3 separate regions of the Mus musculus genome follow, and all the other regions are linked to region 2. A link is a loop called in an ENCODE intact Hi-C map of the cell type or tissue named here. Cell type or tissue: left cerebral cortex. All regions are shown on one strand. Links, peaks and the distances in the headings refer to the core of each region. The heading gives the core; the rest is flanking DNA. Region 1 holds the start of Gm9866 (predicted gene 9866). Region 2 holds the start of Sox11 (SRY (sex determining region Y)-box 11). Region 3 holds the start of Gm30515 (a long non-coding RNA gene).

The links. Peaks named below come from ENCODE experiments on the same cell type or tissue, not always from the same donor. Only the 100,000 strongest peaks of a DNase experiment are listed, where the experiment ranks them.
Region 1: a loop joins it to region 2, with 4 times the contacts of the local background. A loop is called at or near these places in 6 of 42 quality-filtered maps.
Region 3: a loop joins it to region 2, with 6 times the contacts of the local background. A loop is called at or near these places in 2 of 42 quality-filtered maps.

What each region holds. Positions count from the first base shown.
Region 1 is chr12:27,154,998-27,163,322 of GRCm38, forward strand. It overlaps Gm9866 (predicted gene 9866), which reads right to left and starts at 5,519. Exons shown (of 2, transcript NR_045870.1): 1 at 5,233-5,519. In left cerebral cortex, for the core only: no CTCF peak of the experiment used is centred there; DNase peaks (open chromatin) are centred at 4,014, 4,360, 4,661, 4,866 and 2 more places; H3K4me3 peaks cover 2,847 bases; H3K27ac peaks cover 2,677 bases.
Region 2 is chr12:27,334,540-27,342,864 of GRCm38, forward strand. Sox11 (SRY (sex determining region Y)-box 11) reads right to left here and starts at 8,179. Exons shown (of 1, transcript NM_009234.6): 1 at 1-8,179. The coding sequence starts at 7,869. The coding sequence ends at 6,682. In left cerebral cortex, for the core only: a CTCF peak has its summit at 1,359; DNase peaks (open chromatin) are centred at 3,747, 4,309, 4,401 and 4,964; H3K4me3 peaks cover 3,121 bases; H3K27ac peaks cover 1,645 bases.
Region 3 is chr12:27,079,839-27,088,163 of GRCm38, forward strand. Gm30515 (a long non-coding RNA gene) reads right to left here and starts at 3,707. Exons shown (of 7, transcript XR_001780580.2): 1 at 3,439-3,707. Gm30401 (a long non-coding RNA gene) reads left to right here and starts at 3,712. Exons shown (of 4, transcript XR_001780591.2): 1 at 3,712-4,223; 2 at 4,898-5,079; 3 at 7,371-7,484. In left cerebral cortex, for the core only: no CTCF peak of the experiment used is centred there; DNase peaks (open chromatin) are centred at 3,034 and 3,424; H3K4me3 peaks cover 850 bases; H3K27ac peaks cover 1,299 bases.

The DNA of each region.
Region 1 (8,325 bases), core at 1,624-6,623, 180 kb before region 2:
AGAGGTTAGCTTCAGGCCTTGATATTTTAAAATGAATTTCACCGACCCATTAGCTCAGGTGGAGTCTTATTTATAAGACATCCTTGCCTCTTCTCTCTCCCCCCTGGGGCAGTTAGTGGCTTGTTTACAGGTCATTAAGCCACAATGGGGGTGGTGGGAGTGGCTATGAGAGGCAGGTCTACAGTTCTGGCTAGACCCTGTATCTAGGAAGCCGAAGAGGCAGAGGGGTGGGATAGGTGGGTAGATGGGTAAAAGCTTAGTATCCCAGAAAGCTGGAGGACCCCAGTCCAATACACAGAAGCCCCACAAAAAGCTTGAAGTGATGACAGACATGCCATCCCAGCTCTGCGCCCATGAGATGGGAGATGGAGATAAGACAGTTGCCAGGATGCTCTAGGGCTAGCCTAGAGTACAGATCATCATTATCATCAGCAGCAGCAGCAGCAGCAGCAACAGCAGCAGCAGCAGAAACAGCAGAAACAGCAGACGCAGCAATAGATGTGCTATTGCTGACAGTCATTCTGGGTAAGAACAACTCTTACAAGGGTTGAATCTTTTGAACCTGACATTGTCTGCCCACTTGCTTTCTTGAAAGCATGACCATGGGGGCAAGCAGCCACCGTGATGTCACATGTGTGAATATCACATGATGTTTAGGTAATTTCTTGCTCTCTAGAACATTAAACAATCACTCACCATGCTTTTCCCCAGTCCAATCCTGCCAGTGCACACAGGGGTCTGTGGACCTCTCGGTAGGGGACATTCACTCCTGATCCCCTCCTCACTCAGGGCAAGGCACATTTAGATGGCTGCCTAGATCTCTGCCAAACTCCTCACCAGACTCCCTGTAGCCCACACCAGCCTCCATTAAATAGTCTTCCTGAAGCTTAGCTCTTGAAGGGTTAGAAACTATCACTGCCTGGCTACAACACAGCATGTACATGCATGTACACACGTATGCACATAGGTGCACACCCATACCTACAATACATCCTTCTTGCGGCCTGCGTCTGACTTAATCCCTCCCCATTTCCATGGCCGGCTTTCCTTCTGCTCCTCTGTGTTTCCTGAGAGACCTACCTCCAGGCTTCTGTGCTTGCTATACTCCTATTTCCTAAAGCACAGCCTTTCTTTCCCTTTTGGTCTAAGCAGCCTTCCAGATGCTTGGAACTGCCATAATTTTCATTTTCCTTTGTTTCTCTGTCCAATTTGCTTTCAGCTGCTTGGACATGAGAGCCCCCAACAGTTTCCCTAGACACCACGCTGAGGGAAGACCTCTGCATAGCGTAGGTGACAATGGGCACTTGTTTACTTCTTTTGATTTTTCTTACTGAATTAAATCTGTTCTTGAACGTTTTTTTTCAAACACGTATAAAAATGCATTCTAATTGCTTTTCGCCCACGGCTGCTGCCCCCCTCCTCCTCTCAAGTCCTTCCCTTACGTTCATGGCTTCGTTTTATTTTATGGCCCACTGCATTTAATGAATAAAAAGGTAGATGTGGAGTTCCAGCCTGCTGTACTTCCCCCACGCCTGTGGCCCATTGGCATCTTCCACACTCAGTCTCACAATCCTCTTTCCTCAGCACCTGAGAACTCCCTGCCTTACTCATTCAGGTTAAATACATACACCTTCTCCATCAGGTGGTAAAGTCACCGAGACGAAACCTAAATGGGCTCTCTCTTATATTTTTAAGGATGTATGAAGAGAGCCTTTTGGTAAGCCCTGAAGCCTCTCCAGTGTCTTGATAATGAGAATATCCTGCCTTCCTTGACTTTCCCCACCTGCAGAGGGAAGAATGGGGTTGAGGAATCAGGCAAAAAATCCAAGTACCTTATGGATTTGACATGAAATGAGCCTAGAGGTTTATGTGTTGAAGGCTTAGTTCTCAGCAAGTGGCTCTATATTGGGGGCTCCTGGTGGCGGAACCTAGTTAGAGGAAGTGGGTCACAACAGGGAGCAGGTCTTTGGAGGTTGTAGCTTCTTGATCCCTTCCTCACTCTCTGCTTTCAGTCTACTATGTGGTAAAGAGGTTGTCACGTTACCTACTTCTGTAACCTTAATGTTCTACACAGTTCCGTAAAAGCCAAACAAGCCCAGAACAGATGCCCTGATGCTATGAGCCAGAATGACACCTTCTTCCTTGGAGTCAATATGTCAGGTATTGTGGATACAGCTACACAAAAGTACGCTAACATAGATACATTTAAAGGTCATTACAATATTAAAAAAAAAACAACCAAAAATTGATATGATGGCTAGTGCTGTCAGCTTAACAGAATCTAGAATCATCTGGTAGATCTCTGCATATCTCTATGGAGGACCTTGATTACATCACTTGAGGTGGGAAGACCTGTCCACTGTGGGCAGCACCATTCCCTAGAAAGCTGAGCACTGATGTGTATGCAGTCAATGTTCTCTGATTCAATCCTGTAGATGTGTTGTCATCACCTCCCTCAAGTTGCTGCCTCTGGCACATCCCCAACATGATGAACTATGCCTTAGACCTGCAAGCCAGAATAAACATTCCTTCCCTTGAGTTACTTAGGTCAAAATATTTTATTACAGCAACAAGAAAAGAAACTAAAATTTTGGGGACTAGGATTAAAATAGCAATTATTACTCCAAAATGTAAGTAACATTCACAATTAATATACAAAGCTTTAAAATGCATTTTGGAAGATAGTGAATGTTGAGGGGTATACTTCCATACTTAATCATGATGCATAGTGTCTACATTCATCCTAATAAGGTACACTGAGTTGTTGCTGCTAAGTATAAAGTATTTTCATGGTGTGACTCTCCTCATTTCTCGAATGAGAGCAAGCCAGGCATATCTTTCCTCTTGCCTAGCTAGTAGATAACTTAGGCTCACCAAGTCCTGTTAGTGTATGCTTCCTCTACCTTTCATCTCCCACTCCATGTGTGTGTGTGTGTGTGTGTGTGTGTGTGTGTGTGTGTACACGCACTGCATTCTAGGGCAGGTTCAGTCCTCTGTACACTGTAGCTCCTTAACCCAGGGTGAAAGATCCCCTCCATCTTTCTGCTAATCTGTTCTGCTAATCAGAATTGCCAGAGGCAACATCTTTGCCACCAAATAAGCGATTTGCTTTAGAAAATCACTTAAGGAAAAAAAGCTGGTCCTAGGAATCCACAGTATACACCAGAGCAGCAGTTTCTGGTGACTGCACCATATGTACACAGGCACATAGATCAGCTTTGTACACGTCTTTCTGGTCAGTTGCTTCACTTCTCCAGCATCCAATGTGGAGAGACAGAGACAGGTGCATGCTAATCTTCCCTGACACTAGGTTGCTTGTATTTCTTTCCTATACTAGCTCTGGTGCGTTTGTCACAGCCGTTGGACTAACCCCAGCTCCCGGCTCATATGCCTGCGTGACATCTGGGCTAAGGTGGTGTGGTGGATCTGGAAGGTTAATGGGGACCATAGTCCTCAAGCTTGCTGCACAGTGAAAGAAACGGTATGGTGGCAGCAGTACCCCAACAGATGTGTGGCTTAGTTTCCATATCAAGAACCTAGGATTTGATTATGGGACGAGAATCTAAGCTTTGAGATTATCCAGCTATCTAACTGTTGATGCTGATTTATCATCAAGAGCCACATGATGCTGAGGTAGGTGCAGCCAAGACCTCTCTCTCCGTACCACAATCCAAGCTCAGGGATTATAGTCACACTCTATGCAGCGCAGATCAAGGGTCCTATTGAATGCTATCCTATATGTTCAGGCAGCCTGCAGTGGGCCCTAAGCATGCATCTCATAGCCTCTGAACTGCAGCATTTTGCAGCAGCATCCACTGTCTGCAACTCCTGCTGTCTCCCAGATATACTCCTTGGGTTTGGATTCTCTTTGTCTCTCCCTGCAGTTGAATGAGGTCCCCCCTCCCATGTGCCGCATAATGGTAGTCTCCTGGAGTGTGGAGTCATAGACTGGACCCATGAGGAATATCAGCTTTGGGCTACTACAGATCAATATAATCTAGAACATAGCAAACACTGGGTGCTTCCAGGAAGAGAGACGTGAGCTGGAAGAGCTTTTTAGAGATCATGGCTAGGCTTAAACAATATATGCATATGGCCTGCCTCAGTACAGAATGGCATGAGAGCAGACAGAGACTGCAGGGAAACAGAACCCAAGCTCGTTGTTAAGGAATGAAGCAGACATGCCACCTCCAGCATAAGATCAAGAGGGAGGTCAGGAGTGCATACCCACTTCCATCAGTACCGTGGGTTCTTGCACCTGGCCCTAAAGGTAGATAAAGATCAATGAGTGATTAAATAGCAAACTCTCATGACAGGATGAGCCTGCCTGCTGCACAGTAAAACAAGACTTACTTCTCCATGAGCCAGCACTACCTGTCCAGAACCTTACTATGGACCAGACTTCTAGTGAACTGACCCCAGCTGGGCTTTCAAGACCCCGGAGTCTAACCTAGCCCTTGGCTGCAGCCACCAGGGCAATGTTCTGGCCTAAGTCTGAAGCTGTTACAACCTGAGCTAATGTGATTCTCTATACCAGATACTGCTCTACGACTCCTGCACAGACTCAGCGGTTCCACAAGCCGCTTCTACAATGTGCTGTGGCTATGACCCAAATCTCATATCGCTTTTAGGAAGGCAAACCATTCTCATCTGTGTCAAAAAGCCCTATGCCAGGGATGCAAACACAAATGCGAACCAGGGCCTAATTCTGTCCCCTAAGAATTGCAAGCTTGTTGCAGCAAGGATAATCACCTTTTCCTGTGAAGAACTCAGACACTACCAGCTTATGTGATATTTTCCACCTAATACCAACCAGCTTCCTGTTAAGTCTAGGATGGGTTCTGAATTAGAAATTGGGCACCCCACCCCCACTCCCGTGTATTCCATGGCCACCATCTCAGTCCCTTTTGAAGCATCCCAAGAAATCCCCCTGGGGACATGTTAATCAGATTCTGGGCTTCTGGGACTCCGGCAGAGTCTGGACTACAATTCCTCCTTGGCTAGGTCCCCTCTAAAATAATCCTCCTGGTTTTGGGGGGGGCTTTATGATCCAAGTGCAGGCTCAGCCCGGTTCTTGTTTTTTAACAAGGAATTAGGAAAATACAAGAAATCTTCCGGAATCAATCTGCTTCACCGCAACAGCCAGCCTCAGCAGAATGCCCGCTCCTATCAGCACGGCAGAGGCATGGCCCAGACAGCCCACATTATCTGAGTCCCCCATTCCCGACTCACCTGAGCAGCGCTACCCAGGTCCGGCTTCCCCAGACTCCCAGCCTGGAGAGCTCTGTCTCATCTCAGAGGCAGTGTGCAGTGCGCTTTTCCCTGTAGCCCGGCAGCCGTCAAAACACTCTCCAGACTGCAGCATGAATCTAAATTTGGGGGTCCTAGGCAGGGGCTTCCAGAGGTGCTTGGCACTGCTTGGCACGGGCAGTAAGTGTCTCAGCTCCATTCAGACTGCTGACCTTGGCATGGGCGCTGTGTGGTACAACTCATCTTGCTGGTGCGTGGAAGCTTTAACTGTCTCTTCCCCAGCTCATAACCCTCAAGTCGCAGGCTGAAACAATGTCCCGTGATGCCACAATGCTCATACCCCAAGCTACGTACAACCAACCCCTGCAAAGTGTGCCGGCTAAAAGGAAGCCATCATTTTGAGCAGAATGAGTCTGGGTGGAAGTCTGTTTATCTCCACCCCCTCTGAACGGTATCAGTTAAGTCAATCAACATCTTAAGTGTGAAGATACTTTATTTATTCTCGTGTTCTCCCATAAATTCCTGCCTATTGAAGCCATTTGCCCCCGCCCCCACGTACACACACACAAACAGCTCTATAGCCCTCCCCTTACTGGAACAACATATTGTTCTGATTTAACTTATCTGCTTAAAGCTCCTTGTAGAAAGGATATAGCTGCCAGAGGAAACACAGCTATTTAAACCCTGTAGCCATTTCAGAGGTTAATAATACACACCAGGACAGGACTGTGTAGTTGGAGGATAAAGGGTTATGTGAGAAGAACAGAGTTGAAGCCCCAGAGATCTGATATCCTGCTATAGCAATGATGTCACTGCATAGATGTTGATGCCCTAGCCAGCTAACAGCATCATTCCTGTATTTGGGGTTTGTTTGGTCAAACATATCTACCCATAGCTTGAAAAGTCAATACAGCATAGGAGAGAGTCCTAAAGGGTTTTGGGGTTCAGCATCTCCACCCTTTTCACTTAGCCCTGTAACACTTAACCTGCTTCAGTAACAACAGCCTCAATGTCCCTATTGATGAGACAGGAAAATGGGGCATGGCATGGGCTGACCCCATGTGAATAATAAATGAGCTAACATGTGCAAAATCACCCAGAAACCATGCTCGGTCCACCATGTGATTGATAAATGCAGTGACTACTGCTGTAGGCAATGGTTCTGACTATCAAGACTGTCTATCTCATTCACTCTTATAGGTGCTGGGTGTGCTCAGCATCTGGCTGTAGTCAACACTCTTTATCAACGGTCTAAGAACCTATGGGGTTACCCAACTGTGGTTTTCAAATTCTAGGCTAGGGCATGCCATAGGCATAAAGAGCTTGCATTTATAAGGCCCTGGGCTGAATATTCAGCATTAGAAAAATAAAGGAAAAAATAAAGGAAAGAAAATAACTTCAAAAACTAACTCCTCTAGTGCTGACATGGATGGTCTTTTTCTCATGGTTCCCTAGGCAATGGTCATGCACACCTCTCCCCCATAGTATATAAAGGTACTTGAACATCCATGACTCTGTGAATCCTGTTTCTTGTTGGTCTTTATAGACATCACTTTCTGTAAATGTCACAGCTTTAAAGAAATCAACTTCTACTGAGGCTTTTGAGATAACGTCACACAATTGTGTCTAGCCTATCATAGTGGTTGGGAAGAGAGTCTCGCTGAAGGACTGGCTGGCCAGTCTGCTGTCTATGAGGGGTTTTTCTTATTTGGTTACTTGAGTGGGAAGATCCTCTGTGAATGTGAGCAGCACCATTGCATAGGCTAGATGGTGTAAAAGTGAAAGAAGCAGGCTGAGCAAGCAGTAATGCACGCACACATTCACTGTGGACTCCCTGGACTCCCTCTTGGAAGCGACATGACCAGCTCTCTAAAGCTCCCGCCACAGTGACTTCCCTATCGTGGTGTATTTGTAATTTGAAGCTAAAATAAAACGTTCATCTCCTAAGTTGCTCATTGTCAGGCTATCTTGTCACAGCCACAGAAAGGAGTCAGTAGAGCCTCATCCAAACAACATTCCAAGGGCAGATACTTAGAACTTTCTGTACGCTCAGCTTGACACACAATACCATAGTCTGTGTGTTCACAATCTGTCTTGAGTGATGTTCCTTCCTGGGGCATTTAAAATGCATTCGTGTTTGCAAGACAGTACCAGCACCTCGAAATCATCTAACTCCCTAGGTTACTCTTCTGGTCAGTGTTTATTTTGGCTTGGAATGAAGTTTTCTTTCTTTTTTTTTTTTAAGATTTATTTATTTATTTTACATATATGAGTACACTACTGTTCTCCTCTTCAGACACACCAGAAGAGGGCATCGGACTCCATTATAGATGGTTGTAAGCCACCATGTGGTTGCTGGGAATTGAACTCAGGACCTCTGGAAGAGCAGTCGGTGCTCCTAACCACTGAGCCATCTCTCCAGCCCAGTAATGAAGATTTTTAACTTGATGTCTTTGTCTTCTGTGGCATTAACTGTCTAAGCTAAGGAATATTACACATAGAAGGGAAAGCAGAAAGATGATTTGGGGGGGGGGTGGCCAAGCAATAGTCTTATCTCTTTCTCTCTGCAAATTTGACCACAGGGTCCAATTTTTCAATGCTATATGGATCTTACAAAAACTTTTAAAGTATGGGTCTCCCATACACTTCTTGCTAAATAGTTATAAATGTATTCTGCCCTTAATAGCAACAGCAATGCTAATGGAATCAGAATTCAGTTTGTATTACCTGTCACTTACAGAGGCCAGTAAAGCAAAGATGGAATTTGAATCTTAAAATGTCACTTCATCTCGTCAGCTAGCAGTCTGAGAAGACAGCTGATTAGTGTCCTAGACACCTGTTTTCATCCCATCTCCTGCGCGCAGGTTATATAGGAAGAATGGGGGTTCGCCTTCCGTTCTCTTTGATTCTGTTTCAATATTTCTCAACAAGCATGCAGCCAGTCAATTCTTTTGTGCAGGAAGGGTGACAGGAGCTGGTGTATGAAGGTTCTGGTCTAACAGGGATTTGGTTCATTACAGGATGCTTAGCGATATCCCCAATTTCTACTTACTAGATTCCAGTGCCATCCTCAGT
Region 2 (8,325 bases), core at 1,066-6,065:
TGTGAGTGTGTAAGCCGTGCCCATAGAGATCCGTCATGATACGACACAGATGTTTCTACAAAACCAAATTTAATTAATATGCAACAAACACTCACCATGTAAACACATCTTTAAAAAAATCTGATAATAATTCCAAGGACCACTTACAGGCTTTCATAAAAACATCTTATAGCAAGAGTTTCAATACAGAATGGTTTCTATGTCAAAATACATTTACAATGTAAATTGCTTATAGAGGGGGAAAAAAAAAGACACTGAGGAATGGAGTTTGCTGGCATTGGATTCAACATCAGCAACTGCCCCTGAATAATCCCTTCATCCTCTAACTCTGACAAACAGGCTAACCTACCCCTCTATACTTTGCCTATGCTTTTTATTTACTCTATTGGCCAGTTAAAAATACCAAGACACGATCACCATGCTTATTCCACTGTGGGCAGCTCGCAGCCTGCCCTAAGCATCACTTCCTGAGGGCCCCAGTCCTGCCCAAGCTGTGGGTCCTGGTTGGATGCTGAGACACCAAGACTTTTCAAATCTCTCAGCTTCGAGACAACACTTTAGGAGTCACACAGTAGTTACCCAATGCAAAGTGGGAAAGATAAACAAAAAACAAAACAAAACAAAACAAAACAAAAAATCAAAAACAAAACAAAAAAGTCACATAAAAGCCACATGTGGAGATTGATCACACGATTTTTATTGGTCTTTTGAACAAATGTATTCCTCTGTGAAAAACTCCTGCAAAAAGAGACATTGGAGTGTATGAATTCAACCCTGAGCATTAACACTGCATTCCAAGGAGGGCGGTCACGAAGCTGGTTTGATTGAAGCACAAAGCACAAGCCACTGATACTCTCTTGTGTGATCAGGTTTTTACAAAAAAATACATAGTTTTCAATAAATAATGCTTAATTTTACAACTTTGATACAGCAACGTCATACAGTTTCAACACACTACACTCTGCATGCTAGATAACCTCTACCAGAAGACATGACTTCACCATGCATTTGCTGCCCTAGTGCTACGGGACACTTACGTAGTCCCCCAGCGCACTGCCTCAGGTAGCTTCTCCTTCTCTCTGTCTGACAGCAACAGGTCCTGCGCTGGCATGCAAACTCTATAAAAGTCCCCCCATAACCCACTCAGACTTCTAAACAAAAGGGCTTTCCAGCTATTCCTCTCCCAAACCTGGAGCAGCTGTGAAAGTTGCTTTTTTTTTTTTTTCCTTTTTTCTTTTTCTTTTTTTCTCGGCCTTGGAAAACAGAACACTTGTTAACAGTGCCATGCTGATAACTACTCTCAGACTTCAGGTGGCTCTGTCCCGGGAAACAAAGCATCACGGGATGGGTTGCCACGACCACTAGGTGTCCCATACCTGAGACACAGGCCTCCGTTTCAAAACAGTCCATTCAAACAAGGGTGTTACAGAACAAATGGGAACAACTGATACCCACAACATATGTACAAGAGCAAAAGTAGACAAAGTGGGGAGTCCATGACAATGGCATAGGACGCTTCTCCCTGTGTGATTCAGGGGACGAGGCATAAGGTTTTTGAACACAAGCTGGGTGAAGAGAAATGGGATCGAGGGCCCTTTGTCAATATCCATTTGATCAAAATTCTTTTTACGCTATGTCTTGATTATTTCCAGTCGTTCTGTTTTTGAAGGGGAGGGGAATGTAATGTGCCTACTAAACTTAAGTGTCACGTTTTTTTTTGTTGTTGTTTTTTTTTTTAAAATCTCTTTGAGGACCCTGGAGGAAATCCTATGTTCAAATGCATTTTCAAACTTGTCCTATTGCTTTGTTTGGTCTTTTTTTTTTTTTTTTTCACAGAAGAGACTACATAAAAGAAGTTTGATCAAACAGTGAGGCTGGAGCCTCCACATGGGCACATCCAGGTTGCCTAGTGGCCGACTGCTCATCAGGAGGCACACCTCAGCTCCTACCTATTGCTCTTTGTGGCTGTGGTGAACTGTGTTTGTCAAGTGCCGGCAACCGGAAGTTCCCAGTGTGTGGAAACCACCCTGTCTGGGCACAGGCAGACAGGCACTGGGTCTTCAAAGAATATCGCTATCCAAGAAAATTATTACTTCTATACATGGAACGTTATGAGTGGATTTCCCTTTGTACGCCATGCTATATTTTATGCACGTTTTGTGCTTTTATTGAGTATAAAAATAGGTCTCCTTTAAAATTCTGTTTAAGTTCACTAAAAAACTACTTGTTTGTGAAATTCTCTTATAAACTCACTGCATCCACATGGAATAGATAAACTAATCAGGCAGCTAACGCATCTAGGTAGTGTTAAAAAAAAAGAAGAAGAAGAAGACGATGGGAAAAAAATGAAGGTGTGTTAGGAGTTGGGAGTTGGGGAAAGGGAGGCAGCAGTAAAGGAATGAATGGGAAGTGGCTTGGCTTCAGTACTTTTATACTGTGGTGGAAAACATAAGCAACACACAAAGGGGGCATGAAAAACCCCAAACCAAAACCTGAGTTGTTATCAAAGAGCAAAAAATGTTGAGCTCATCAAACCCAAAGAGATATGGCAGGATAAATCAATAGGAATGGACAGTGAGAAAGAATTGATAATCAAAATAAGCCAACTCTCAGAGAAACACGTCAAGAATCGTTACATGGAGACGTTTACTTTGGGGACTTATGAATTCCTGTTCGGACACATGTAAGGCTCAGTCCTGTCGTGCTTGCAGGCCACAGGCTATACAAAGGGTATCTGAAACTGACATTCCTAATGAAGTTTTTTTTTTTTTATATATAAAATTTGGCCCTTAGAATAACTGAGAAATATCCTGAAAAACCTTCCCTGAAACTGTAATAAACAAAGTTTCTTTATCTACTGATAAAATCGACAACTCAGTAAGCTAGTTTCGCTGGTCTTCCTACATAAGAAAAAAGCACAAATATAGTTGCCTCAGAAATCTGTTAAAAGCAGAGAACCTTGCAGGAAAAAGAGTATAAAGATTCTAGAAATGAGAGAGTACAAGAAAACCTCTCTTCCAAGTGTCCACAAAGATACATATGCCCATTAGGAGAAAACAGTGAGACTATACAGAATACCCCATCAGAGAATAAGAAAGCCGAGTGATGGAGTATATTTCTATTGAATGACTACTTGAAAATTGAGCAACTTATTTGCCTTATTTCCCAGATTCCTTGGGCAAAACTCATTTGAATTCTGAAGTGAAGAACAAATGTTCATTTCTTACACTGTTCTAGTATCAAGATGATTGTGGTTTCAATTCCCAGAGAAAAAAAGTAGACCTTGCCTTTTGATTTTTTTTTCTCTCAAAACAACTAAGTCAGATCCTGACTGCTAAGAGCATGCATATTTAAATCACTTCCCCTCCATTAACATTAAAAAGAACCATCCAGGCCCAAAAGAGCTGCAATGATTTTTTTTTTCTAGCTAAAGGCTAATCATTCTACAAATAATTTGCCCAGTGACCGTAGTCATTCATAACATGTATTTGCAAAGCACACTTTAAGCACACTGCCTTTCATTCGTATTATCTTTTTAATAAGGATGCATATCGAGAATGTAGAAACTGGAAATTATTTCCACAGCTTAAAGAATAAGAGAACGCTGGTTCAGGTGTTTTTGTTTTTTTGTTTCTTCAAAGATGGAAATCTCGCCAAAAAAAAATGCACTCGAGTCTGTGAACTAGGTACAGGAGCAGGGTACCCAACCGGCTAGACTGCTATGCACACAACGCCCACGCCCACGTTACCATTTTAAGATACTGTCAATGCTCAGTTAAAAATAAGACTTACTTAGGAGGAAAAAAAATGCAGCTAACCTTTTATTGAAGCCTGGCCAGTAGCTGGAATACCTTGTGTATTAGACATTCAATAGAGTTCACTGGGAATGGTCTTCACAATGCATTCGTCGAAACCGCTTTAAATATTGTTAAAAGCGCATTCAAGCGCCTTTCCTGAGTTCTAACTGGGATTTAAAAAAAAAAAAAAAAAAAAAAAAAGAAAGAAAGAAAAGATTTCTTTTTTTCCTGATCTCCAACCAAGAACTGTCTCTTCTTTTCCTACCAAGAAACTCGGCCACATAATTTTAAAATACAAATTGCAGCTATGCTTCCATTCTGAAGCCAGATCCTCACTCCTTTTCTAATTTATTTAAAAGTTCCTTCCTCACCATGGAAAACGCCCGACGGGAAACGGGAACACATGCAAATGTTAAGAACTCAAGACACTCAGAATGCCTTTTCCTTAGGCTTCAGAATCTGTCCCCAGTAAACCGCTGGTGAAATTATTCGCGGCTTAAAGGTCCCCGCGTGGCTCACAGCAGGGCGCTGTGGGGGAGGGGTGGGCGAGGGAAGCCCGAAAAAGCCACACCGGGTCGCCGCCCCACCCACGCGCTATGAGATCGCGCTGCTCCGTGAGGGCGAGCTCTCTATCTGCAGTGCCTGTCTTGCGTGGGGCACCGACCTGGATCCCTACTGGTCAAGTCCCCGCGGTCAGCGCCCGCGCCGTAATGGTTTCTGTGGGTCTAGAGTCGGGCTGTTGGGCACCGAGTTTCAATTCACTGCTGAAGGGCTCCTCGGTCGCGTGCGTCGCGGCCCTGGGGAGTTGGGCTTGCGCGCGGGACACCACGAGGGACAAGCTGGCGGGGGGGAGGGGGCAGTGGGGGAGGGGAGGGCTGGACCGGGCCCCTGGAGGCAAATGCTCCATCAAAGAAACCAAAGCCATCCTGCACCGTGAAGGCGGCTCTAGGCGCATTTGCTTTCCTCGTGCCCCACCCGCGTGGATAACGCTGAAGGGCGCGGCCCTCTCCACTCGTATCTCATTGAGCGCGCGCGCGCGCGCGCAGCGATGCCGCCCGCGGATGGGGGTGGAGATTTAAAAAAAAAAAAAAAAACCAACAACAACAGAAAAAACCCAAAGCCAGAAGCGGAGGCCTAGCCCTGTGGACACTAGCTCCAGACTCGCCAGGCACGGACCAGCGCGAAGCCCACGGCGGGGATGGAGACGCAGGGCGGGGTGAGAAGGGAGGACACCGGGCTGCAACCTATGGCAGCCTAAGGGCTCCAAAAAGCGGCATCCGCCCTCCGCCACCCGCGTCCGCTGCGCGGTGAACACGCGGCTCCCGGGAGAGACTAAGGGCCATGCGAGCTTCTATCCGATCCTGCTGATTTATTAAAATCAAGACACAGACTTCAGCACACACAAAAAAACCCAAAAACCCCGGCGGTGACTTCGACAGTGCATTGAGTCTGCTTCGCCACCATTTGCTACTAAATATGCAATGGTCTGTTTATTTAATTATATTGCACAAAATGAGAAAATTTTAAACTATGTGCCTTTCCTTTTTCTTTTTGATAAAAATCGCGTATCCAGTTTCAAACCTTCTGTCTGGGGCCCCGTCCACACATCACAGCGATGAGATACATAGGTCCTACTATGATACAGTACATACAGTCTTAAACTAAGAACAGCTCTGAGGTCTAGGTCACCATTTTCAATAAATCTTTACCTACAAATATTGAACAAATCTCTACTATAGCTGTACAAAAAAGTTTGCTTTTTTTTTTAAACCACAAGGCCTTTAGATGCAAGGATTACTTTTAAATTTTTAATCCTTTTAAACCAGGACATAACGTACCAACATATTTGCATGCTAAAAAAACAAACAAAAAAGAAAAACAAAAACAAGAAGAGAAAAAAAGAAAAAGAAATCAAAAGGGAAGAAGTGCCTGAAAGTCTTACTGAAAAAACACAGCAAGATTGTTCCCTTTTCACTGTACAAAAATACGCCTGAAAATATATTAATTTTTAAAAAAGATTGAGGTCTGTTATGTATCAAAAATGTTTCAATACCTTTTTGTACTGAGGTCTAGGCTGTAAGGTATTCAATCAAGGAGGTATAAGGGAACGAGTTACCAAAAAAAGGTTGCCAAGTAGAAATCACATTTGTAAAACCATAAACAATTTGATCTGAAAAGTAAACTCTGGTCTTAAGTCAGTTCACAGTTATGATTTTTGTAAGCGTTTGTACAGACTGCATTTTTTCAAGCTCCCTGCAGTTTAAGAAATCGGATGCATAGAAGACATCAGCTTTCTCCCTCCAAAAAAGAAAATAAAATAAAAAGGTTGCAATGGTCCCTTTTTGTGTTTTTCTTTTTTTAAATCACCAGTTCCTTTTTAAATCTCTTAAGAAAAAAAAATCAACTCCCTAGAGTAACAGTTGTGCCGTCTAAAGGGTCCTCTGCCGATGTCTTTCAGACTTCAAAGAGCCACAAGCTTCAAACAGCGCCTTCCGGAGCGGGGCCTCCTCCCCTCCCCCGCCCGGTCCCCTCTGCCTTTGTTGCAATCACGAATTTCAGGAAAAAGAAATAGAAATTACAAAACACGTTTTTTTACGGGTGGGGAAAAAATCACAACTCCAGACTAGGTGTGCAACTACCTTGAGACACGATAAAGGACGGGAAGAGTGGGGAGACCAAAAAATTTTTTAAAAATAAAAATTAAAAAAAAAACTTGGAAAATCTGTTTAAAACTACTCATTTCACTTTAACTCCAACAACATTTCATCACCGTTTCCAATTTCTCAGCGCCACATCTCTCTGACCATGAGCATCTTCTCCCCCTCCCCCCACCATCCTCTTTATCCTGACCGCCACGACTGCCTCCCGAGGAGCCCTGCGCCTCTCAATACGTGAACACCAGGTCGGAGAAGTTCGCCTCCAGCCAGTCCCCCGCGATCATCTCGCTCAGCTCCGGCGTGCAGTAGTCGGGGAACTCGAAGTGGGAACCCAGGCTGCCCTCGCTGAAGGAATCCAGGTCCTTATCCACCAGCGACAGGGACAGGTTCCCCGCCGCTCCCGCGCCCAGTGGCTGCTCGCAGGCGCTGTGCGCGCCCTGGGAGAAATTCAAGCTCAGGTCGAACATGAGGTCGTCTGCATCCTCGGCGCCGCTGCCGCTGCTGCTGCCGCTGGATGAGGAGGTGGACACGCAGCGGGAGGACGCGGGCGACAGCGCGGGAGGCGCGGGCGGAGGCTGCTGCTTGGTGATGTTCTTGAAGCTGTAGTAGAGCCGGCCGCCCGCGCGCACTTCGTCGTACAGGCTCGCGCCCTCGGGGGACTCGGCGGCACTGCTGAGCGTGGGGCTGGCGGGGACCTTGGCCACGCTGTAGCGCCTCAGCAGCTGAGGGGGTTGCTGCTGCGTCGGCGGCGGCAGCAGGTGCGAGTGCGCGGGCTCGTCGTCGTCGTCGTCAGCGTCCGGCTTGGGCCGTAGCTGCAGCTCGTCATCTTCGTCGTCGTCTTCATCGTCGTCGTCCAGGAAGACGCACTTGGCTGCCTTGCCCGCGGCGCAGTCCCCCGGCTGCGCCGCCTTGCCCGCGCCCGCCTTGCCCGCAGGCGCCTTGAGCTTGGCGCACTTCTTGCCGGGGCCCTTGGCTGCCTTGGCGCCCGCCGCGCTCTTGTCGGGGCTCTGGCCCGCGCTGGGCTTGGCCGCTGGGTCCGTCTTGGGCTTTTTGCGCGGCCGGTACTTGTAGTCGGGATAATCAGCCATGTGCTTGAGGCGCAGGCGCTCCGCCTCCCTGATGAACGGGATCTTCTCGCTGTCCTTCAGCATCTTCCAGCGCTTGCCCAGCCTCTTGGAGATCTCGGCGTTGTGCATGTCGGGCGACTGCTCCATGATCTTCCTGCGCTCGATCTTGGACCACACCATGAAGGCGTTCATGGGCCGTTTGATGTGGCCCGACGCCGTCTTGCACCAGTCCGGGTCGCTCTCGTCCAGGGCCACCGGGCTGCACGCCATGAACTCGCCCTCCTCGGTGTCCAGCGCGTCCCGGGGCAGGTTGCTCTCGGCTTCCGAGCTCTCGGCCTGCTGCACCATGGTCCGCGGCGGGGCTGGGCGCTCGGTCTCCTGCGCGGGCGCCCCTCCCCCTCCCGCCCCTCCACCTTCTCCGGCAAGTTGCAAAGTCCTTGGCCGCGCGCGTCCGCGGCTGCCCCCCTCCCCCCCGGCCCCGTTCCCTGCTGCGTCGGCGGCTGCGGCGGCGACCGGAGAGGAGGCGGCGGCGGCCCGGGACCCGCGCTCTCTCTCTCACTCGCTTGATTTCTCGCTCTCTCACTCCTGGCAGCCGCCGCAAGCGCCGGACCCCAAGCACTCCCAGGCGCGCGCGCTTCTTCTGCAAAAAGTTGAGGGCTCTCTCTCAACTCGTTATCAGGGTGTCATATGGGTGACATCACTACTCCCACCAGCCAATGGCTGGTCCCGACTCCGCCTATCTCCCGTTATTAACCACGGGCCCCACCTCCAGCCCCGCCTCCTGGCCAGTTTGCAAAGATGGGG
Region 3 (8,325 bases), core at 1,074-6,073, 250 kb before region 2:
TATAAGCACATGTCTTTTGCAGCGTTTCTTACAATGGCCAAGATTTAGAAACTCAGGTACTCATTGGTGACGGATAGGGAAAGAAACCGGACCCATACACCACAGAAGGAATACTCTATTGCTATTCTGCCTTCAGAAAGAAAACCATTGCACCCTTTGTGATGAATGGGGGTTTGGAATACACTATAACACATTTTAAAATAAGTTCAAGGGAAAGCAAACTATTTAGAATCTCAATTATGTGGAATCTAAACAAACTCAAAGTTAAAAAGACCACAGTGGTGTTTCCCAGGATCATTCTGTATGGTCCTGAGAATGATAGCAACATCTTTGACTGCAAGTGAGTGAGTTTTTAAAGAGGTTATAGAGTGAGCATCAAGGAACAGACAGAAACAGCAGAGGGACAGTAGAACATTGTCAGAGGAGGAGGTAGCAGCACCCAACAGCAATGACTGGAGAAGCCCAAGGGGTAGAATCAACAGAGGTGATAGCATCAAAGCTGGGCCTTACATCATCTAAAAGACCGGCTGTGAAAGAAGGATGCTGTGTTCCTGACTCAGAATCTCCTCAATGGTGAGCCCCCCCATTCGTTCCCACAGCAGGGGTCTCTAAACCCCAGGATAAGCAACAGTTACCCCTGTTGGAAATGGTTCTTCTTCCAGCTGTTCTCAAGGGCACAGTGCTTTCAACCCTGTTAGCTACTTGCTGGGTTTTTTGTTTTGGTTTGGTTTTTTGTTTTTGTTTTTTTTCCTCTCACCCTGTTACAGAGCCTTAGAGGCAGCCTGGTGCAGGACAGAAGTCTTGTTTTAGACTTACTTATTTTGTGTGAGTGTTTTTCCTACGTGCACGTGTGCACCCTACATAGCATTCTTGGAGTCCAAGGATGTTGGAAGAGGGCATAGTATCCCCTGGAACTGAATTTACAGATCATTGTGAGCTGCCAAGTGGGTGCCAGGAATGGAACCCTAAGAACTCTGCAAAAACAGTAAGTGCTCTTAACGGCTGAAGCGAGAGAAAGATATTAACGGTTAGAAGCTAGTCCTGGAAGTAACATTACCAGTGGCTCCAAAAGCCACCGAACCATCAAGAAAAACGTACAAGAAATGGCAAGAGACCTGTGGTGGTAGGAGCTAGAGCTGGAAAGCTAGGGCCAATTTCTCTACTAAGGAGTCTAGTCTGTGACGGCAGCAGAAGTTGGGGTCTGTGCAAGCAAGCCATACAGGGCAGAAAGGCTGCAATCACTTCTGTAGTAGAGGGTAGGAGGGCTCCACCATATTCAGATAAGTCCTTGTCATCAGAAGCTGGGTTCCTAGTAAATGTGAGTGAAAGTAACTTGGTTTCATTGGCACAGACCGTCCCTATATCACAAACTGAAAAATGCCCAGGGTGGGTTTCCTAAAGAGCTTCAGGTATAACAAACTACGAGAAACATTTCAGAATGGGGAGAAGATGTGGATTTTATCAGGTGTCGGTAATAAAGGCTAAAAGCACCAAGAATTTATAGTCCTTTTCCCCCAAGGAGTCAACCTGAAGCGTGGCATTGTCAAGCAAGCCACTGATAACAACTGTGGACAGGACCAAACACACACAATGCCCTGGGGCACTTGCCCAGCTAGCTTCATCATCTGGCGGACTTGAAGGCATTAATCAAAATATGCAGAGGAAGGATTTACTACGGAGACAAGAGTGGCTTCCAAGGCTTCATGTCTGCACCTAGTCTCTAGTGCTCACCCAGGCGAGGCCCTGTGGAGAGGCAGCACACGCACCCACACCTCTCTCCTTGGTGCTCAGAGGCTCACACCCCTCCCAACTAGCGCAACTCCTAATCAACAATCTCTCATTACGTAGTCAAGGTTGGCCTCAAACTCTCAGCCATCCTCCTGCCTCAGATTACTTAGTCCCGAGATTACAATTGCGTTCTACCATGCTCAGTTTAACAAAAAGACAACTCTGGGTTTAGTCTATGTTCTTCAGAAACATCACACGTGGTAAATAATTCTCTCTCTCTCTCTCTCTCTCTCTCTCTCTCTCTCTCTCTCTCTCTCTCTCTCTCTGTCTCTCTCTCTCCTTTTTCAGACTGTCTGCTTAACCAATCATACTAAATTACTGGCTTTTTTGCCTCCAGAGATTATAAAAGCATGATTTTGATTTGATTTGATTTTCCTCTGCTGTGTAAGAGAAAAGCTGGTCCTGTAGTATCTGAAGGGCTTATATAGTAACTGGGTTTATTCCCCAGGAAGAAAGTCCTTTGGCATCTCTGGGAAGGGAAGAATATCCTGAGGACACGGTATGAGCTCCTCCCTCCAAGGCCTACCTCCCAGAGACAGACAGGACTCTCCACATCCTGCCCCACCTACTGACCCTTTCCCAGAGCTTGATGCAGAGCCTCCCCCGCTGGAAGGATTTGCACATTTCTCTGTGACTCCACTCAGGAGTCCAGCTAATTCATAGATGTTCTAGGAGCAACTAACATTCTTTATAATATTAGATTGTGGCATCCATCTTGGGAACTGCAATGGCTGTCTAGAGCTGCAGCCATGGACAGCAACATCTTCAGCTTGCTCCAAGGCAGGGACAACTTTAGATCTACAATTACAACTACATTGACTTGTTAATAACCTCTTTCCTTCCCAACTGCTAAGGGTCCATTCTGTCCCCCGGGAGAATCTCAGCACAACACAGCTTTGTATGCTGTATTAATGATTGACATCAAGGTTTTGCTGTGGTACCCTTTTCTATATGTACCAAAACTTGACTGTATACCCAGTTTATACTGATGCTTGTCCCTGTCCCTCCAGTCAGCCACAGTGAGGGGCAGTGGGTGGGCAAAAAAGAAGGGTTTGAAGCAGACAGGGGAAATGGGGAAGAGCGAAGACACATGACTCAGCTTAGGTCTGGCTTCCAGTCTCTCTAAGAGTCAGGCTTTCCCCTGAGATTCCTCTGTTCATATGCATTCTCATTCTTCACAGAAGCCTCCCGGATTCCCAGCCTTCCCTCAGTCGGCCCCTCCCCCCTTCCCTCCTCCTCTTCCCCCACAAAGGCACATCTTGCCTCCCGCACACCACGTGAGCAGGGACTCACAGATGCATAATTTATACAGACACATATTGGCTGACGGATGCCACTCCTTTCAGCGTGTACAAAAGCAATGAAGAGAGTCACTCCTAGAATATGAGGCGAAAATCAGATGGCGGTGCCCCCCCTCTGCCCCCCCCAGAATATGAGGCGAAAATCAGATGGCGGTGCCCCCCCTCTGCCCCCCCCCCCCCGTATTGTGGAGCATGTGCTGCCCCTAATATTGCTGAAAATCTCTCCACAGCCTCTGTGAGGCTCACCGAACAGACACCAGCGTCTCGGCCTGCCTCCTGTCTCTTCAGAGCCCAAGCCGAGGCAGACTCTTTCCTCACTCTTTCCTCACATTATTTGCAAGTTGCTCACCTTGGGCTGACTTCAAACATGACGTCATTGCCACCTGCCAGGCAGAGGATGGGTGTAAAATGCTACCCTATTATGTGGAAGATGGTGTGAACCCTGGAAGCCTCCTGTCCCAACAGCCAGCCTGAAAGGAGCAGACGGGGAGGAGGGGGTGGGGTGGGGAAATGGACAGAGAAAGAGCGGAGGATTCCTTTCTCATTCATTAGCAGGCCTCCTCACCCCACCACACATTGAAAGGAAGACAGAAAAGAAAGAAAGAGAGAGAGGAAGAAAGAAAGAAAGAAAGAAAGAAAGAAAGAAAGAAAGAAAGAAAGAAAGAAAGAAAGAAAGAAAGAAAGAAAGAAAGAAAGAAAGAAAGAAAGAAAGAGGCAACCCAGCTATTTTTAAAAATGACAAGGAGCAAAATTTTTCAAGCTTATCAGGCAAACAGCAAATGAATCCCAGACTCAGAGGCCTTCCTGCTCTGGGAGGGGTTTAGGAATAATTTTTCAACATGTGAGCTCTATCTTGTCTTCACGACTTCCCCTCCATTATGGCTGGGCTTGGGAGAGAGTCACTCACTGAAGACACACTTAATCAATGTCACACTCTTCCCCCCACCAAGGCTCCTGCTGCTTGGGCCTTAGTGATGAAATATTAATGAAAAGGGGAGGGGACAAAGAAATGTGTGCTGAGTGGGCTGAAGATTTTTCTTCTGAGAGTGTCACTGGGAGGGGTGGGAAAGGACAAATACTTCCTAGAGTGTCACTGGGAGGGGTGAAGGACAAATAGCCCTAAACTGTGAAATGGTAAGAAGTTACATTTTTATATAAGGACAAGGTAACGGGATGCCTAATGGATTAAAAGCAGTGTTTTATTTTACTTGCAAGAAAGGGCTGGCAAAGTGGCTCATTTGGATCCTCAGAACCCACTGTAGTTAGTGCCTGCATTCCCAGTGCTGGGAGACTGAGTTGGGGGACTCCCGAGGCTTTGCTAGCCAGAGAGTCACTCCAAATGAGTGAGCCCAGGTCCAGCAAGAAGCCCTGTCTTAGAAGATAAGATGGTGACTCAGAGAATAGGAACTCTTACTGCTTCTCCGGAGGGCACTTTGGACTGCTCACACCTGCCTGTATCTCCAATTTCAGGGCCACTGAAACCTCTGGTCTCCAGGGGAGGTGGATTCATGTGCAACACACACACACACACACACACACACACACACACACACACACACACACACACACACACACACACAAATCTTAAGAGAATGAGATAGAAAGCAATTGAGGACCCTTGATGAGGACCTCTAACTTCATACCAATCTCACCCCTGTGCCCATCCCCAAGTCACACTCCACAATGAGTCAGGTACGCAATTCCAAATGCTGCATGGTTCTTTTCGGGGGGCGGAGGGGGGATAACAAATCAAGCAGACTACTAATGTCTATTTAATATAATGTGTGCTCATGTTTTGTGTCATACAGTAAATTTCTGCCAATGAGACTTGAGCTCTGGAGTCCTGCCTGACATCTGTGAAAATTTACCACAGGAGCCTACTGGTGAGAGCTGAGTGTGGGACTCAGCTGGAGGAAGCTTGCCCATGGCCCTGGGTTCCGCTCCCAGAACCAGCAAAAGAAATTGTCAGCCTTCTGCTTGCAAATACTAGGTAATTCAGTGACTCAACTGACTTTTACAGACAGGGTATGGGTGATCACTTATAAAAACAAGTGGGTATTTCTAACTTTAAAAGAAGTTACATGCTGAAAAATGCACATCATTTTTTTTTCTGGCTTTCTTATAAGAATAGCTTATGTCAATTTTGTTCTATATCTGATTTGTAAAATGTCTGTATTTTATGAGCTTACTTGTGTTCAGCTATAAAATGTCTAGGGCATGGGTTAAAGTAGTTATAGGGCATAGCAGTGTTACCTGTGGAGGTGATTTGATTCAGTGACCACTTGGTGCGAGAAGCCTACAGTAGACATTGGGAGAATTATAAAATTAACATTCTGGCTCCTCATCCTTTGTGGGCCATTGTCAGTACTCATTGTGAAAGCAGTGTGGAGCTGTGTGCTCCCTTCCCAGGGCGGGAGCTCTCATTGCCACTGAATCTTGGGAAACATCTAATGGATTTATCAAAAGAATTTATCAAAACACAAGGGTCAGAATAGGCAGCCAGCTCTTCAGTTTCTGAGACCAGGTGTCTGAGATCTTTGTTCCCTATATATCTTCAGACTCGGCTGAAATGCTCAGCACCAGGAGTGCCCTCAGATAGGCTGATGCAGTCAGAGAACTAGGAGTCTCTCTTCTTTTCCAGAAACTTCCCTCTCACTAGAGGAGAGAATGTGCCAGAAAACTTTTATTTTCTCATTCATTCATTCATTCATTCATTCATTTGTTGAAAATTTCATACACAAGTACTGGTTTTGCACCATTTCCACCCCTATCTTCCTTCCTACCCCCACATGTCCCCCAATTCCATCTCAAGTTCATGATTCTTCTTTGCTGCAACCGATTATAGAGAAGGTGACTCCTGGCTCCTGCAAGGATTCCCATCTGAGCACATGGGCCTAGCACAGGGTCCACATTGGCCTCTGGGGGATGAAGAGCTTCAGTTGGGTCAGGCAAGCTTCAAGAAGGCCATTCGATACTGAGGGGAGGACAAGGAGCTACTCTTTCTCCTCTCCACAGTTTCCCTTTTCTGTAGGCACAGAAGGCCACCTTCTCCCATGTGGTATCTGTCAGGTAAGTTTCAGAGAAGCTTTTTCAGTGTGAAAGGCAAATTATAGGACATGGGAAGGAGCCCTGCAGATGATTGCCACAGAGGAAGGTTTTTATTGGCTCAAAACAAACAACCTTTGTTCCCAAAGTAATATGATTAGCCACTAAATGAGGCAGGCGCCCTTAGGGGCAAACTCCTATGGTAATGTGCCTTCAAATTTCCTTTCCTTTTTTTTTTTCAGTAAAACTTTATGACAAAGACATAGAATGCCCAGAGGTAGTCTTATCCACTATCCATATGACAAAAAATAACCATGCCCAAATGTCTTTCTTTCCACTATTTTTAACGTTTTAAAACATGTGATTCTTGACTTGGGGCTAAGCATGCCCCCAAATTTGAATGTTACCTACCTACCTTTCTTTCTTTCTTTCTTTCTTTCTTTCTTTCTTTCTTTCTTTCTTTCTTTCTTTCTTTCTTTCTTTCTCTCTCTCTCTCTCTCTCTCTCTCTCTCTTTCTTTTCTTTCTTTCTTCCCATCTATTCATTTTGTGAATATGTGTGAGAGCATGTGATTATGGGTTTGTGAGTGGGTGACTGTGTGTGTATGTGTGTTTGCACACACACACATGCTACAGCACACTTTCCAAAGAATCAGAGGACAAGTTGTGGCCATTGCTTCTGTCTTCCCATCCTGTGGGTCCTGGGTGGTCAAACTCCGGATGTTGGCGCCACCTTTCCTTCTGGAGGATTGTCTAACAATGTGCAGGCTTAAGGGTGTGTTCCCCTGCAAAACACGTTCTGGGATCAGTGCGTACAGAATCCCTCACTTCCTCTGTTGGAGAAGGGCCTTGCTGTGGACATGATGCCTGAGCTTCCTTGCCTGCTGCAGGTGAGAAATCTTCCTCTGCTTGGGCTTCTTGATTCATGCACCACAAGTGTGGCACCGCTAGACCCAGTTAGAATATGTCCATCTGGGAAGTTAGAAGATCCAGCAGGCCCATCCAGTTAGTTTCATAAGCCACAACTTCAGATTTATTCTCACTGTTGTTTGTTTCATTTATTTTATCCATCCCCACGGTGGAAGGATTACTTTTCCAGAGACCTTACAGAAAGGACACCTAGGGCCCAGCTGTTTGAGGCAACTCACCCAGATTTTCACTTTGTGTGTCATTTGTGACACACCAGTAGACAGGGTTTGAGAGGATCATGATATCTGATGTTGACTTCTTATGCCTAGTGACATAGAGGGTGGTGCTGAAGGTGATGGAGAGGAGCAGGCAAGAGGAGACAGAAGTGCCAGAAGGAGTCTCCGGGAAGCCTCCACTCATACTCTGCAGACTAAAGGCCTAAGGTAGGCTATCTCCATCCTCTGGCAGGATGTGGTCCCAGCCCATTGGCTCACACACTGCCCAGGCTGGGTCAACAATTTCAGTTACTTAGAGTGGAGGGGTTGCAGCCTAAGCCTAGCAGCTTGAAAAAGCAACAATATTTGCCATCTGCATCTTTGTATAACACATTTGCAGAGGCCTGATGATATGCAATGGGCAGCTGTTAAGTCTTAGCTTCCATAAATATTGTGCAATTAACAAAACAGGCCTGGAAGCAGAGGATAATTTTCAAGATCTTTAAAACTCTCCCAGGTCAGTTCTTTGGAGTTTCTCTGGTTTTTGTTTGTTTTTTTTTTGTTTTGTTTTTTGGTTTTTTTTTTTGTTTTTGTGGAAATTGTTTACTCACTAGGTAAGATGGTACACTCCCTGTAATCCCACCATGTGGAAGATTCTGAGTTTATGGGAAGCCTGGATTACATAGTAAGTCCTAGGTCAGGCTGGAAGGGCATAGAGAGGCTCTATAAATAAGTAAGAAAGAAATAAAATTGCTTGTTTAATTAAGGGAGTTAAAGCATATTTCTTAGTTAGTGGAGTATTTTTTTCCTTGACCAACACAATCAATTTCCTTCAATAGGTTTCCATTTGTGATCCTTTATGAAATTCTTCTCAGAGATGTGACTGGAATGTGAGAAACAATTGAGTCAGAAATAGAATGCTCAATTCTTTTGACATGCTGCCTTCGCCTTTACGTTCAAATTGTCAACTAGGACTTTATGTTGTTTAAGAAGGTCTCTTCTATATCTTAACCCCACCCCACCCCAAGCGTGAGCACAGAAGTATTCCGAGGTCTTTGGATTGTGCTTA